2 separate regions of the Homo sapiens genome follow, and region 2 is linked to region 1. Evidence: read pairs that join two places in POLR2A ChIA-PET (ENCODE). Cell type or tissue: B cell. All regions are shown on one strand.

Region 1 (8,000 bases):
CGCACACCACCACACCCGGCTAATTTTTGTATTTTGAGTAAAGAGAGAATCTCACCATGTTGCGATCTGCCTGCTTCGGCCTCCCAAAGTGCAGGGATTACAGGTGTGAGCCACCACACCCAACAAAAGGAATTTTCTTTGGAAGGCAATGTTAAGAAATGTTACAGGTTGCCTTGTGTCCCCTAAAAAGTCTTATGCTTAAGTCCAAACCCCTAGTACCTCAGTATGTGACTGAATTTGAAGATCTGAAGTAAAAGGACAGCAGTAGGGTGGTCTCTGAGCAATAAAGTTCAAGACAAAAGACGACAAGTTTGCTGTCAAGGGAAAAGCACCAAAGAGAGAAGGCCAAGCCACATATCTATGAAGACGCTAGGCCAAGAGGGCAGGATTTCCCGGTGCTGTAGCACACCCAGGCTGGGCTAGGGTGAGTCACACACACACACCTGGCTCATTCCTGTGATTGTAAGAAAGAAAAGGAAAGAACAAGACACAGCTAATCCTACACAGTTCAGATATGCTTAATGGATAGAGAAGGCAATCAGGGAGAAATGCATTTGGGAAACCAGGCTGTGCCTGCCTGCCTGGCAAGCAAAAGCCCACCACCCACACAGAGCTAAGAGGTTTCGTACCACAGAGTGCAAAAGAAAAACAGCCAGAATGAATGTGTCAGGAAACCTACAACCAGAATGTTGTGAGGAAAAGTAACCTACAGTCCTGGTGTTTGCTACCTTAGCATTTGCTAGAATGAGCCTGCTGCTACGACCAAATTGCATACAGTCCAATCTCAAATGAACCAGATAATTCAGAACAGCTTGGAATTTTTCTCTCTGGTTTAAGAGTATGCTGTTATGTTTATATTATGGTTATGCCTAATATTCTGGAATTTGGAAATCAAGGGGAAAGTTTTATTTTGTTTGAAGACATAATTTGGAAGTGGTTTAGGAAATCAACTATCCCCTCTTCTCTATGCTGAAATCTCCCCTACTGCTACCCCCAGGGTTCACCAACTTCTCATACAAAACATCACCCCCAAAATGAGCTGCTGGCTCCCTAATTTGCTGTTTGGCTAAATGACTTAAAGAGAGAAGTTTTGGGTCAGCCAGTGGCTTAGTGCAAATATTCCCTGGCTCCTGGCTAAAAATATGGCCCAGGTATTTGGGTTTAGTCAAATCCCTGAAATCTAAGCATTTCTCATGTCATTAAAACTCATTAAATCCTTGCAGGGTAGGTAGATGCTACCAGTATCTCCCACTTTGAAGGAAAGGAATCAGAGAAGAATGTTACTTAAAAGCACACACCTAGCCAGTGTATCCAGTGCTTCCTGTACACAGACAAAACACACTGGGTGATAAAACATTTCACAGGAACTTGCAAATCAATAATTGGTCCAGAGAGTGATAATAGTGAATATGGCTTGCGTAGCTAGGACTACAGGAGTGTGTCACCATGCCTGGCAAGTGCCCTCTAACCAAGTCTCAGAATCAGAAGCACAGAAGCCTGTGCACCTTTTCCTCACTCTTACTGCTCCTTGAAAACTAAGCTTCAACAAATGACCCTATGATTCTACATGCCTGTTTGGATATTTGAAATTACAATTATGTGTTTTTCATGCTACCAAACAGGAGCTATGCAGATTTCCCATTCTCCCATTAACCACTAGACACTAAATCTAATACTTCTTCCAGGCCGGGCGCGGTAGCTCATGCCTGTAATTACAGCACTTTGGGAGGCAGGCGAACAACGAAGTCAGGAGTTTGAGGCCAGCCTGGCCAACATGGTGAAACCCCGTCTCTAGTAAAAATACAAAAAATTAGCTGGGCGTAGTGCTGGGCAGTGTAATCCCAGCTACTTGGGAGGCTAAGGCAGGAGAATTGCTTGAACCCGGAAGGCGAAGTTTGCAGTGAGCCGAGATCACACCGCTGCACTCCAACCTGGGCGACAAAGTGAGACTCCATCTCAAAAAAAAAAAAAAAAAAAAAAAAAAACAAGAATTCTTCCAATTATAAAATTAGATTGCTATTCTAACTCACACTCTATTATTGAAGTCTCATATCTTCAAAGAAAGCATTTCTGTTGTTTGTTCTTGTTAACTTACTTAGCCACTGACCCAAAGAAGAGTCAAGCAATTGGCTTGTAAATACGAGGAGAAGCTGAAGGAAATCATGTTTTCTAATGACAAGTTACGAAGTAGATAAACCCCCTGACAGTCAGTCTTTGGTTCTGAATAGAGATCTTGATTTCACTGCCACCCACATTTAAGAAACAGAGCAGAAGTAATAAAAAGCTACAAACCATGTTTCAAGGCCCAATCAAAAAGGTTTACAAAATTGTTAAATATTTCCTGCTCAAACATAATTTGAATTGCAGGTTCCCATTAATGAAATATGTGCCGTAATTAATACTACATGTGAGTTCATTAGTTCATAGTTAGCCTTAGTTACAGAGTGGACAACTCACAACTATTAATAATTTCATGATTTTTCTTTGTGATGTAAAAAAATGACATTCCCTTCATTCCCTTTATCCCCACAAGAAGGTGTATGATTATACTGATTATACTGATATATAGTATATATATCATGGCACAGGGCCAGGTGTTTTGTAATTGATAACACTGAGTAATCAGACTGTTGAATTCTTGCACAGATCTAGTTATTTTCTTCCAAAAATTCTTTTAAGTTCCTGGCATTTTCAATCTGCTCACAACATACTAACTACTGCAAAATACTACTTGTAATAATGAAATCATTCATATGATACACCGCCTCCCATCCCCAAATTTGAATTCTAACATTTCATAAAACTCCCAAACAAGATGAGAAAATGTACCAGCATCACAAAATTACTACAAACTGCAAGTCATACTTCACATGCAAGTTTAACTAACACACACACACACACACACACACACACACAGAGAGAGAGAGAGAATGAATCATATTCTTGCATGGCCATGGCTGAAAATAATATAGATTGGTCTCTAATTTACATATATTGCATATGAAAATGAATTAGAGGCCATATGCTTAACTCCACAAATGAAATACAGTAATTATTTCCTATATTATCCTTTCTGAATAACATCTAATCTAGCTACTAAAGAAGGATCCCTGATTAGATAAGAAGGAAACATTTGGGTCATTAGCTATACAGTTTCATCTTCTTTAAGAACTGCATTGTAATGAATACCAGATGAATTTAAACTACAGTAGGTTTCAAAATAAACTACAAATCACATTTATGTATGGTTTTTGATAATTAACAGTCATCATTTCACCTTCTACTTCAACCCACTTAAATCCCCCAAAGCTACCAATCCACTCTAATTTGTGTAAAGAACAATGACTGAGTTTCTTAAATATATTTTTCTATTCTCACACTTACATTCTACGAACTACCTAATTAAATGTAAAGTCTTCCTCTTTTCAACTGGTTATGATGGAAAAGAAACAGAGTTAACCTAACTTGAATTACCGGCTTATAACCAACACCTTACCTGTGTCTTAACTGAATACTAAGTCACTGGAATTGTAGAGGACATTAACACTGTAATACATTTTCCATTCTCTTCACAAGCATCCACAACCACAGTCTCTTCTAGTCAGTTTTTGTTGGATACTGATCCACATAGATCAGAAGCTGATCGGCTCACCATGGTAAATATTTGAAACATACTAATAAAACAATGGAAGAAACCAGCAAGATAAAAGTAATCAGGTTCTACTAATATAGCCTTGTCTACTTAAAATTACTTGTATTTACATAGATACACTCCCTAACAAGCGTATGGCTGAAATATCTCAGTGCTTAGCTCCAGTTCGAATAAGGAAAGAGTCAAGGGGCTGAACTTCTCTGAAATCAAAAGGTAAATGATGCAGTGAAGCAAGAAGCCTTGATGACTGCATCAAATTTGCATAATTTGTTTAAGAAGTACCCACCACTATTTTAATTTACATAATCTGCAACCATTGATTAGGTAGTTTTTCATCATATAAAGTTAAAGGGCCATCCTCAGGTTAAACTTTTCCTGCTTCTCCCTCAAACACAGATCTCACTTCTAATTGTGTTCCAGAAACTATGGACAGACCGGATGCAGTGGCTCACCTGCCATGAAGCAGGTGGATCACTTGAGGACAGGAGTTCAAGACCAGCCTGGCAAACATGGTGAAACCCCGTCTCTACTAAAAACACATACACAAAAAAATTGGCAGGGCACAGTTGCGCACACTTGTGCTCCCAGCTACTCAGGAGACTGGGGCACAAGAATCGCTTGAACACGGGAGGCAGAGGTTGCAATGAGCTGAGATCACACCACTGGACTCCATCCTGGGCAACTGGCTTGAGGGAAACTCTGTCTCCAAAAAAAAGAAAAAAGCAACACAGAAATTCCATGTCACTCAGACACAAAATGGCTACTGCAGAACCACAGAGAGGAAAAAGTTACAAAAGATATGCTGTCAGAGCAACTCTTTTAAAATTATTGTTCAAGGCAGCACAGCTTCTCATTGGTCCACCAACTTCAAACCTTGCCATGTTTCAAGACAGAATGAAAGATCTGTGCTCATCTAATGAATCTTTGATAACTTATAGCATTCCAAGCATGTTATATACATATGAGAGACAGACAGACAGCATCCTCTCTCCCTGCAAGAAAGTGAATAAGCCATAAAAGCTAGCCACCCTACTTACTTTCTATGTAAATACAAAAGGCCCAATTTTATTTTTCATCTGCTACCCTAGAAAACTGATTGGACTGAATGTCTAGGCTGCTTCCTTATGTCCTTTTAATAAAGCCAGCCACAGTAAAGAAAACAGAAATTAGCGGGAAGTGCAGAGCTCTTTGCCACTGGGATTCACAGCAGCCTTTGGACAAGCCATTATGGCTGTCTGGCTCCAGCCCTCTTCCCAATAACCACCACCCCCTTTCTCGCCTACCCCACACCACCCTCCAAGATCAAAAGCAGCACTTACTGTTTATAACATCCTGAGCAATCCGGGAATCTCAAGAGGCTTTTGTTGCCTTTCCCACCCCTCATTGTTTCTGATCCAAAAAATGTTTTTTAATGAGACAAGCCAGTCCTGAAACAGTCACACCAGTGAATCCGGCCTGCCTCAAATGACAATCCTCTGAGATGCCTTGTAAGGAAAGGGGAGGGGGGTGCCTCCAGTGAATGTCAGAACAAGAGCATGTGGTTCCCAGCCTGCTCACTCACAGCAACTGCACAGTTGTGGGGCTGCAAAGGCAGCTTTTCTCCAGGTGGTAGCAACCACCACCACCACCAAAGCATAAACAAAAAACAACAAAAACCTGGAAGTTCTTGCTGGACATGGAAACTATTCTAGGTATACGAAAACAAAGATCTGCCTGTTTCATGTAGACAACTATGTGCCTCATCCCCCTGCACCTCACTGCTGTCTCCCTGTCCTTCTCCAATTGCCTACATCTAACATGCTGGCTGGATCCACGTGTCCTCCAGCTGGGCCTTGGAGTTCAGCTTTCTCTTTGAAGTTTAAATACAAATGGAGAAGTCCTATTTGTTTAATCTTTTTTTTTTTGGAAACGGAGTTTTGCTCTTGTAACCCAGGCTGCAGTGCAGTGGCAGGGTTCTCGATTCACTGTAACCTCCGCCTCCAGGTTTCAAGTGATTCTCCTGCCTCAGCCTCCCCAGTAGCTGGGACTACAGGCATGCGCCACCATGCTTTAATCACTCTTATTCTCACAGCTGATATATTCACTAATCTGGAGCAAACTCAAAACCTAGCAACTTCAGTGAACCCAGGCAAACAGACTAGCCTCTACCTCACTGTCCATCCTCACCTCATCTGCTGGAACTTGCAGGCACTGCTGGCCAGCAACAAACACAGGAGAAGAGGGGACGCCTAAATACACCAGTTTTGTGGGAGCGGGTCTGGTATTAAAGAAACAAACCCTGGAGGGATCGGCTCTCCACGCGCCAGCTGTGTGCAACGCCACCCAAGGGTGCATCCACCCTGAAGATGAAGGGTGTGGAGCTAAAACAAACACCCACGCAGCCATGGCATTTTCTGAGATTCAAAATTCTCAACAAGAGAAACTCCAACTAAAACTCAAAAAAGATACTTCAGAACCAGCACCTCCGAGACGCAAGAGGGTACCTTCTGGCAGTGGACTATGGACCCATCAGTTACACGGCAAGCATTCAGGTACCTTTGGGGAAAACTCACCTTTACGGATGAAGTTCAACCTCACTTTCAGTTCAAGAGGCAAGACTCCAGGTCTACTGAAGTAAAAGGTAAAAATTTCCTAGGGAGTTTTGGGGGAAATTACTCTTACCACAATGTCGGTTGAACACCCCAGATTTCAAACAAAACTGTATTTCTACCTGCAAACCTATGCATCACCTTTAAATGACTCTCAGTTACACAAAACCATAACCATAACCACCTCAGGAAATCAAACTATTATCCTAAATGAGACTTGCATTTTCCTGCAAAACAGAAAAAACTGACATGTTAATATTGTCTGTTGTGTTTCAGATCGATTATTTTTCAACTGGTCCTCAGAGCTATTTCTTACCCCTTTCTCAAGGGGATTTCACAGAGGGACAGGAAGAAATTATTTCTGATGAAAAAAAATTCTACTGCTAAATAGATAAAATCAAATTAAGTACATGCAACAAAGTACCATTGCTAATTATAAATAACTGATGGGACAAGAAGCACAAAATCACAACCCATTATACTCAAGACTGTCTACAAAAGATTCATTCTAGACCAAAAGTACACTCATTGAAACCCCACAGCAACTCTATAACAAAGGTACTATTATCCCCATTTTACACAAGCAACTTGAAGCACAGGCTGGCTAAATGACTTGCCCAAGGTCATTCCATAGAGAGCTGAGATTCAAACCCAGGGTGTCTGGCTGTAGCCATCCTATTAACCAAATCATACTGCTTTCAAAGCTGTGTTAAAAACAATAGCAGTGGGCCAGGTGCACTGGCTCTTGCCTGTAATCCCAGCACTCAGGAGGCAAAGGCAGGAGGATCATCTGAGGTCAGGGGTTCAAGACCAGCCTGGCCAACATGGTGAAACCCCGTCTCTACTAAAAATATAAAAATTAGCTGGGCATGGTGGTGGGTGCCTGTAATCCCAGCAATCTGGGAGGCAGAGGTTGCAGTGAGCTGAGATCAAACCAATGCACTCCTGCCTGGGCGACAGAGAGAGACTCCATCTCAAAAAAAATAGCAAGAACAGTCCAAAATTTCTTTACTTCTAACCAGCACAAGCATAAGGACTACTGTCCTCAGCCACAAACCTCACAATGATTAAAGACATAATCTTCATTATGAAACACTCCTAACTGGCCACCTCTGTAGGGTAGCAACTGAATCTGAGACAGAAGCATAGAATCTGGCCGGGTATGGTGGCTCATGTCCGTAACGCCAACACTTTGGGTGGCCGAGGTGGACAGACCACTTGAGTTCAGGAGTTCAAAAACCCTGTCTCTACTAAAAATACGTGTGCCTGTAGTCCCAGCTACTAGGGAGGCTGAGGCAGGAGAATCGCTTGAACCCGGAAGGCAGACAGAGGTTGCAGTGAGCAGAGATCGTGCCACTGCACTCCAGCCTTGGCAAGAGTGAGACTCCATGTCAAAAAAAACCCATAGAATCTGTATTTCACACATGTTTTCAAGCCAGCAGACCCCACTTCAGTGGTACTTTTCGTATTAGTTGAGAAAATACTGAAGATAACATTCACGGGATGAAAAAAAAAAGGAAGCAGGACTCGTGTAAACTGTGTTCTTTCTAATCTTGGTTCCAGCTTATGCCCTCAGTCACTTTAAATCAATCTGAAGACAAAGAATTTGGAAGTCATCACTTACTTCTTCCATAAATTTGGGAGCCCTGAGAAACTCATGTCTGAAATCACTAATGAACGTACTCAACGTATGGACGGCACACTGGGCCCAGTTAGCACACACTACAGGACTTGCTTGCTTCATTAACGCACTTTCCCAG
Region 2 (8,000 bases), 140 kb before region 1:
TGTATCAGCACTGTTCAAAGCACCAGAGACTCAAACAGGGCAGCTGTCTACATTCATCTCACATGTTCATGCATGCACAACATGTAAACACAAACTTCCCTAAAAGACTTTGGGACAAATATAACATGTCCAGTGCCAATCTCTGCCCATTCCTGGTCTGACTTTACAACTTATTAGGGAAGAAATTAAAACAGAATTTCCCAATTCGCATTCATTTGCCTACCATCCTAAAAGTATTTGCCAGATCCAGATGCTCCATGTGCTATTATTATCTGTAAGGTGACTTGCATTCATGTCTTAAATAATTTATCTCCATTGTATCAAGACAAAATTACTATCAATTGCCCTAAAGGAAAGGTAATGGTTAAAATTAAAATGAATGTAAAACGTTCACTTAATGTCCTTTCTGGTATGAAGAGGGATTTGTGTAGCAGAGATAGGGAAGCAGCCCTCAATAGCATGAGCAAAACACAAAGGGAATCCCTATTCCTTACTGAATACGGAGGTGCCTATCCAATCATGCTCATCTTGGGAATGTACTTCTTTTTAAATAGGTATTTCCAAAAAAAAAAAAAGATACCATCACTGAAGGGACTCTACATGGGATCCAAGACTCCAGGATGAGGCCATGGCTCTGGGAGATGCTTACTTGCCATGAGACTCGAGGTTACTCAACTGTATACAGAGCATAATGTCTTCAGTCGAAACATTTTTATGGCTCCAAACATAGGCAAAAGCAAGCTGAGTGACTCACAGTAAGGTGATATTATTATGCTCATAGGTATAAAATCATACTGTCATTCTTTCCATAGGTGACAGCATATCTTCTTTCCCAAATAGGAAAGTAACTAGATTGGTTGGTGACCAGAATCTGGGAGACAGGGGATGAAAATGCAAAATGAACTCAATGGTTAGAATAAGCTGAACCTTTGGTCTTTGTTAAGGAACAAGGAGGGATGACGCAATGACCTCCTAGATGCATGGCCAGTCTTTCCTTCAGCAACCCTCCCTCCTCCTCCTGGATTACAGCTCTCAAGAACTAGTGCAAACAAGCACCCAGGTGTGCCTATCTAATCCCACAAATAGGAAATTCCCGACATTAGGGTAGTATTCTATCTGCAAGTGCAATTAACATGTGGGACTTCACAAGGAGAATACAATGGTTATCATACCACCTTCCCTCCCAATCTCCTATTCCCACGCTAATCTAGCATCTTTGTCATTGAAAACTGTAACGTTCCCCTTACAACCCTTCCTATATTGTTGTCTGCACTGGCAATTTAAAACACATTCAAATACACACCCAGTCAAATGCCACAAGGTCTATCTATGGTTCGCTTCATCTCACTGAATATAGAAATCATACCACATAGCAGCAGCCATGATGGTGCTCAAGCCATCACGGTATTATCTCAAGTGGAGAAGAAGAAACCAGTAAGAAAGTGAACATTCTGGCTGGGTGCAGTGGCTCACGCCTGTAATCCCAGCACTTTGGGAGGCCAAGGTGGGCAGATACCCTGAGGTCAGGAGTTCAAGACCAGTCTGGTCAACATGGTGAAACCCCGTCTCTACTAAAAATACAAAAATTAGCTGGGTGTGGTGGGGCACGTCTGTATTCCCAACTACTCAGGATGCTGAGACAGGAGAATACCTTGAACATGGGAGGCGGAGGTTGCAGTGAGCCGAGATCACGCCACTGCACTCCAGCCTGGGTGACACAGGGTGGGAGACTTCGTCTCAAAAAACAAAACAACAACAACAACAACAACAACAACAAAATGAGCATTCTAACAGCCACTACAGACAACAGTCTTTGTGCGAATCATGTGAGGCCTTCCTCAGTTCCCAATGGAGAAGCTGAATACTCAACTTCCCTGCGGGACACAGACACCAGGGACTTTAGTGCTATAAATGAAACCCCTTCAGTCAGCAAGGTGCTTGGCCAACAAAACAGCACTGCCATACTTAAAGTCTTATTTCCATGTTCTCTAAGTGGATTTCAGAAAGACTCAAGGACTCTCTAGAAAGTAAGGAGAAGGCCAGAGATGACTCTGAGAAGTACTACTGAATCTGTGCCAGTACTCACTGGCAGCAAAAAGGAAGCCTGCCTTATCTTCAGGGAGGGCACAACATGGTCAGAGGCCAGCTGGCCTGTAGCAGGGAGAATCCTCACAGCAAAATGACCTACAGTCTTATTAATAACATCTGATCAACGTCACAGGGCCAATAAAAGTGATCCATCCTTCCCCTCCTCAGACCTCAAAAATTTCAGGGTTTCAGATTTCTTCATTATTAACTGATAAACTATCCCAACAAATGAAACAGGTAACTGACTCTAGGAGAAAACCAAGCATATGCAGAACGTTAAGGCCACTGAAAGCCCCTAGGCAGTGATGACACCGTTCTCAAACATACACTTTCACTACTGCTGCTCTCAAAAACTAAGATGCAACAACTCCCAGAGACCCTCAAAAAAAGTTGTGTACCACTGGAGACAGTGTGATTTCCTCCCCAAAGAGTTTACATAATGTAAAGTATTCCCATTTTGCTCAAGGAAGCTCATTATTAGCACCATAGTGTTCCTTGCAATTGGGGGATTACTTAATTGCTTTCTGGCAGGTTAATCCCCTTTCATTCTGTGACCTCTAAATCACCCCAGGCTTTTGCATTTGCCCTACTTAGAAATCCTAGTCCTCAATACTCAAGGCTAGGACCACATCAAAATATGTGTTCCTTGCCAATGAGGCCAGCAACGCTCTTTAGAAAAAACACCACAGGTTGGCTGTCTCTTCTATTACCTGTGGCCGATTCAGCTGGTCTTTTAGACAGTTCCACCTAAATCCAAAATCTAATAATCTTCCTCTCCACTACCTCTGCCTCAATTCACTGGAAAAAATGGTAAATAAATGTACAGTTGGACCTCTGTATCAGACACTTCTGCACCCATGGAATCAACCAACTGTCGATCAAAAACATTCAGGTAAAAAAAGGGACGGTTGCATCTCTACTGAACACATACAGACTCTTTTTTTCCTTGTAATTATTCTCTAAACAATATTATCTAACAAATTTACACAGCATTTACATTGTATTAGGTATTATAAGTAATCAAGAGATGATTTAAAGTATACAGGAGGATGTGCATACATGCAAATACCATGTGCCATGTTACATAATGGACTTGAGTATCCATGAATTTTGGTATCAAAAGGAGGTCCATAAATCAGTCCTCTGAGTTATCAAAGGATGCCTATATGTGGATGATCGCCTCAGGTATCAATTCTGGGCTATTTCATACCCATTAGCTCTGCAACAACTATGTGCTATAGACTCTAGAATATCCATTTCGCAGATGAGGAAGCTCAGGCTGAGAAATATTTAAATCATCTGCCCAAGACATGCCAGCCTTCTGCCAATGCCCCTAGAAAGAACTCCCTGCAGCCTCAATCGATTTTCTGCAGAGCTGCCAGTAACATCTTCCTAACCTCATAGGTGTATTATGATGTCACCCCTGACTTGAAGAACGCCAAGGGATACTCCAGTAACTAGCCCAGGGCATGCAGAATCTGAGGCTTATCCTAACTTTCTTGCTTTAACTCCAGGACCTCCAACATCAATCCATGCCTTGGCAGTTGCTTCTGCAGAACCCCTTCCCAGCACTATCCTCTTTCTGCAAAGATTCCTAATGCACTGTAACGCGGAGACCCGCAGCAAATGTCAGCATTCCTTTGCAGCCATCCCAGGGCCTCTCCCTTCCTGCTTTAATGGGTACACACTTCTATCCCAGCATTTTCACGCATTTATTGTTATATCCTCAATTTCACCCACCACCAATACTGCTTTCCTGTGTCTAATCTGTTTTCTAGGTGTCTAGCATACAAAAAGAGTTTAATAAAGGTTTGCTGAATTAATTAGCAACTGAATGACAGCTGATCACTAAAGATTCTGTAAGACAGAAGAAACAAAAGGCAGGCAGTTCCAAAACAAGACAGCATTGCTTCACAACGGCTGACAGTAAGGATATTTACGAGGAACTCCCCATAATAACACTCTCTTCACTGTGCCGAGCCGTGACGCTGAACTGTGATGCCCACGGTCATAGGAATGAACTGTGTATGTAGGTTTGCATGCTTCAGGAGTCCCCTTTGGGAATCCCCTTGTTTGCAGTGCCCCGTAAAGAGGAAAATGTAAATAAGAGAATCATTTAACCTGCCAGTGCTCTGCTACATTAAGCTCTTTTTAATCTGTTAATAATCATAGTCAGAACAAAGAGGAGACGACAGAACTCATTAAGAATAACCAGAGTGGTGACAGGGAATACGGCGATGGTACGAATCACTGCATGCAGCAAGCGCAAAACCCTCTTCCCCGCGTGTGCCAGTGAAAGATACTAATTATGCCTCTGGCAAGAGACATGTGGACCCCTTCAAAGCAGCTATTTAAAGATAAATACACTGCGGGCAAATACCTCGGGCCGGCTGCACTATTCATCCCATCCTCCTTTCCTGTAGAAATTTTAGGTCACAATATTAAATAGGAAATGAAAGAGCCTTGCAGACTTAGCTGGTAGTGTCTTAAAACAAATTTGTTTTAGATTTCTAAAGCTTTTAACCTCAGAATGACTAGCTGGGTGTTTACATATCTATACTAATCCCAGTATTAATAGTATAGGGTTTTTCCTCCCCATCTCAAAGATTTCTCACTGTCATTAACAGATAACAAACAAGGTTTAAAGAACTCCACTCGCTGTCTTTCCCTTGGCCTCACGATTTATTCTCTTCCAAATCCCAAAGAAGTGCCGAGAATATTAAAGGTAATAATTGAGGACTGGAGAAGGGAAAAAAAAAAAAAAAAAAGACCTGGATCCTTAGCAACAAACATCACTTCCAGGTGTTTGATTTGCTTCCTTCATTATTTCTGCAGCCAGACTTTCTTCCCTATAAATAATGAGCATATTAAAGACTGCCTTCTTTACCCCTCACAGTGCTCGCTGTCACCCAAGGGTGATGGGCTGACTGAGCTCTTTATGGTGAACACTAGAGGCTTGGGGATGTGACAAGCTATGTTTGCTTTGGAATCAGCACGAAAAAAGAACAGAATTAGGATGCAGGTGTAAGAAGGTTAATCGCATTCCCAACTGTCAACTTTGCCTGAAAGGGCTTCAACAAGGTGAAGATTTAACTAAGGATATGCGTCATTAGCAGTGGATATCAAAAAGGTGGAAATCTCTCTAAATGTGCATCAGGAATTAGATAAATTATGAGACATTCACCAAATGGAACATAAGCTATTAAAATGAAATGACAGGCATTTTTGTGACAGTGTTAAGTAGGAAAATCAGACTGCAAAAACGAAAGTATAATGCAATATCATTTCAGGAAAAATATGTATTATACATGCACACAGAATGCTCAGTAAAATAGTCACAAACAAGGTAATTAACAGCGGTCGTCTCTGGGAGATGGTGGAGATGCTATTTTGAATGCATTCTTTTGCCTACTTCTTTACCTTTCTTCTGCCAATATTCCCAAGATGAACAGGAACTACTTTTATGATTGTAAAAAAAAAAAAAAAAAAAAGCTTAACATCCTGTTTTTCTTAAATTAAAATGGAAATAAAATTATTAAAGTACCACAACAACAGGGATCACTATGTAACCTTTGTACACACTGAAATACAGGTTTTAATTAGCTCAAGAAACTACCTATCTTGATGCTATCTAGATATCCTAGATAGAAAAGATGCTATCTAAGGCCACCAAATCCATCAGATTTTCAGGGTCATGAAGCTATAATAAGCATCATCTGTCATTTGGGGTTTGTAGAGTCAGATCAGGTAAACACACTTATCCTCCCGGGAAAAAAAAATGGTATTTTAAAGCTAGGATGACTCATTTTTAATACCTCAGATCTAAAAAAAGTATAAAAGAAATAGCAAAACAGTACAATATTGTATACGAACAGAAAAACAAATAACAAAGCCTATTTTTATTGCCTAGCTCATATATGAAATTCATTTCCAAAGGTTCAGAGCATTTTTTTAAATTTGTTTTAAACATCTCCTAGGCTTTAATTATTTAAGCCTTTTTTGTATTTGACATCTAAAAGAAGTAAATTTTATCTATGAAAAGATGATTCTCTTCTGTCTGGAATCCTGAAACTTCAAAGCCAGGTACTTACTTGGTAATGTTTTCTCTAGATGGCATTTATTTGAACAATAAATAAGCATGCCTCCGCAACTAAAAGACTCTCCAGGTTTCCCAGAACCTCAGAAAATATAATGTTATAAGATAGTGCACGCACAAGTACATGTAGCACAAACACACATATTCCTCTCTACACAGAATCACTGAGACATTCCCTGATGGGTTTCTCTCCTTCTCTACCTTTGAGAACTAAACACAACAGTCACAATTGCGCCATAGTAAAGACCTGCATAACTAAATTCCATAATCAACAGAGCAATCTTCAGACATCCTAATGAAACGGGATTGGTGGACTGGTGGAGGCAGAAACTATTATTTCATTATTTACTAAGCAAAATGCCGACAGCAATTTTAGACATCAAAATTCCTTTCCCAAAAGTAGCCAAACTAGTTAAGTCATAGTTACTCTTTAAAGAACCTGGCTTCGCCGGGCATGGTGACTCATGCCTGTAATCCCAGCACTTTGGGAGGCCGAGGCAGGCAGATCACCTGAGGTCAGGAGTTCGAGATCAGCCTAACATGGTGAAACCCCGTCTCTACTAAAAATACAAAAATTAGCCAGGCGTAGTGGTGGGCGCCTGTAATCCCAGCTACTCGGGAGGCTGAGGCAGGAGAATCACTTGAACTCAGGATGCAGAGGTTGCAGTGAGCCAAGATCGCGCTGTTGCACTCCAGCCTGGGCGACAGAGTGAGACTCTGTCTCAAAAAACACACCTGGCTCCAATTACGTTTAAAAGCCATGCATATTTAGAAAAGGATACCAAATTATGGTTAGATAGGAGGAATAAGTTCTAGTGTTATATCCCACTGTAGGATGCCTACAGTTAGCAACACCCAGAAGGAGGATGTTGAATGTTCCCAACACTAAGAAATTATAAATGTTTGAGATGAGATATGCTGATTACCCTCATCTGATCACTTACATGTATCACAAAATCATCATGTGACCCATAAATATGTACAATTATTATTTGTCATTTAAAAAAAAAAATTTTAAGCCACGCAAGACCAAAGTCACAAATTAAGAGTCCCATATCACCATTGTTTTTTTTTTTTTTTTGAGACAAAGTGCCACTTAATTGCCAAGGCAGCAGTGCTGAGGCACAATCATGTCTCACTGCAGCCTCAAACTCCAGGTGTCAAGGATTCCACCGTGTCAGCCTCCACAGAGATGGACTATAGACGGCACAACCAAGCGCGGCTAGATATACCTGAATCACATTGCTGCTGATCCTTCAAAGATTCCTTTAGGGCAAATACATCCTTCTGAGTACACATCCCACTCGTTCTCCATTCCTGATCATCACACCACACTCTACCAGCCTCACAGTCTAGTGGCCATGTTCTTCTCTCTATATACAGCCAATCCAGCACAAGATTCTGTCATATTTAGTTCTCACAGCTTCCTTTCCATCTTCATACTCAACATGCAAGATCAGGAGAATCTTTCAGCCAAAATCTATGTAAAAACTAAGGCATGTTGGCTCATGCCTGTCATCCCAGCACTTTGGGAGGCCAAGATGGCATGAGAATTGCATGAGCCCAGGACTTCAAGACCAGCCTGGGGAACACAGCAAGACTCCTTCTCTACCAAAAAAAAAAAAAAAAATTGCTGGGTGTGGTTGCCTGCGCCTGTAGGTCTAGCTATTGGAGAGGTTGAGGCAGAAGGATGGCTTGAGCCCAGGAGGTCGAGGCTGCTTAGAGCCATGACTGTGCCACTGCACTCCAGAAGTGGACAACTTCTTATTTTGATATGAGACAAGACCCTGTCTCCAAAAACAAACAAAAAAGCTAA

Evidence for each region. ChIA-PET counts read pairs that join two places held together with the same protein. Peaks named below come from ENCODE experiments on the same cell type or tissue, not always from the same donor. Only the 100,000 strongest peaks of a DNase experiment are listed, where the experiment ranks them.
Region 2: POLR2A ChIA-PET joins it to region 1 with 12 read pairs; 2 of 35 experiments call an interaction of 5 or more read pairs at or near these places.

The regions. Positions count from the first base shown.
Region 1 is chr6:15,315,769-15,323,768 of GRCh38, reverse strand. The region is part of intron 1 of JARID2 (jumonji and AT-rich interaction domain containing 2); the gene reads right to left. Among named protein-coding and RNA genes, the nearest start is that of JARID2-AS1, 71 kb to the right of the region's middle. RefSeq lists enhancers at 301-350, 5,872-5,961. In B cell, no CTCF peak of the experiment used is centred here; no DNase peak of the experiment used is centred here.
Region 2 is chr6:15,454,458-15,462,457 of GRCh38, reverse strand. The region is part of intron 4 of JARID2 (jumonji and AT-rich interaction domain containing 2); the gene reads right to left. Among named protein-coding and RNA genes, the nearest start is that of DTNBP1-AS1, 88 kb to the left of the region's middle. RefSeq lists an enhancer at 828-1,485. In B cell, no CTCF peak of the experiment used is centred here; a DNase peak (open chromatin) is centred at 4,087; H3K4me3 peaks cover 687 bases; H3K27ac peaks cover 2,450 bases.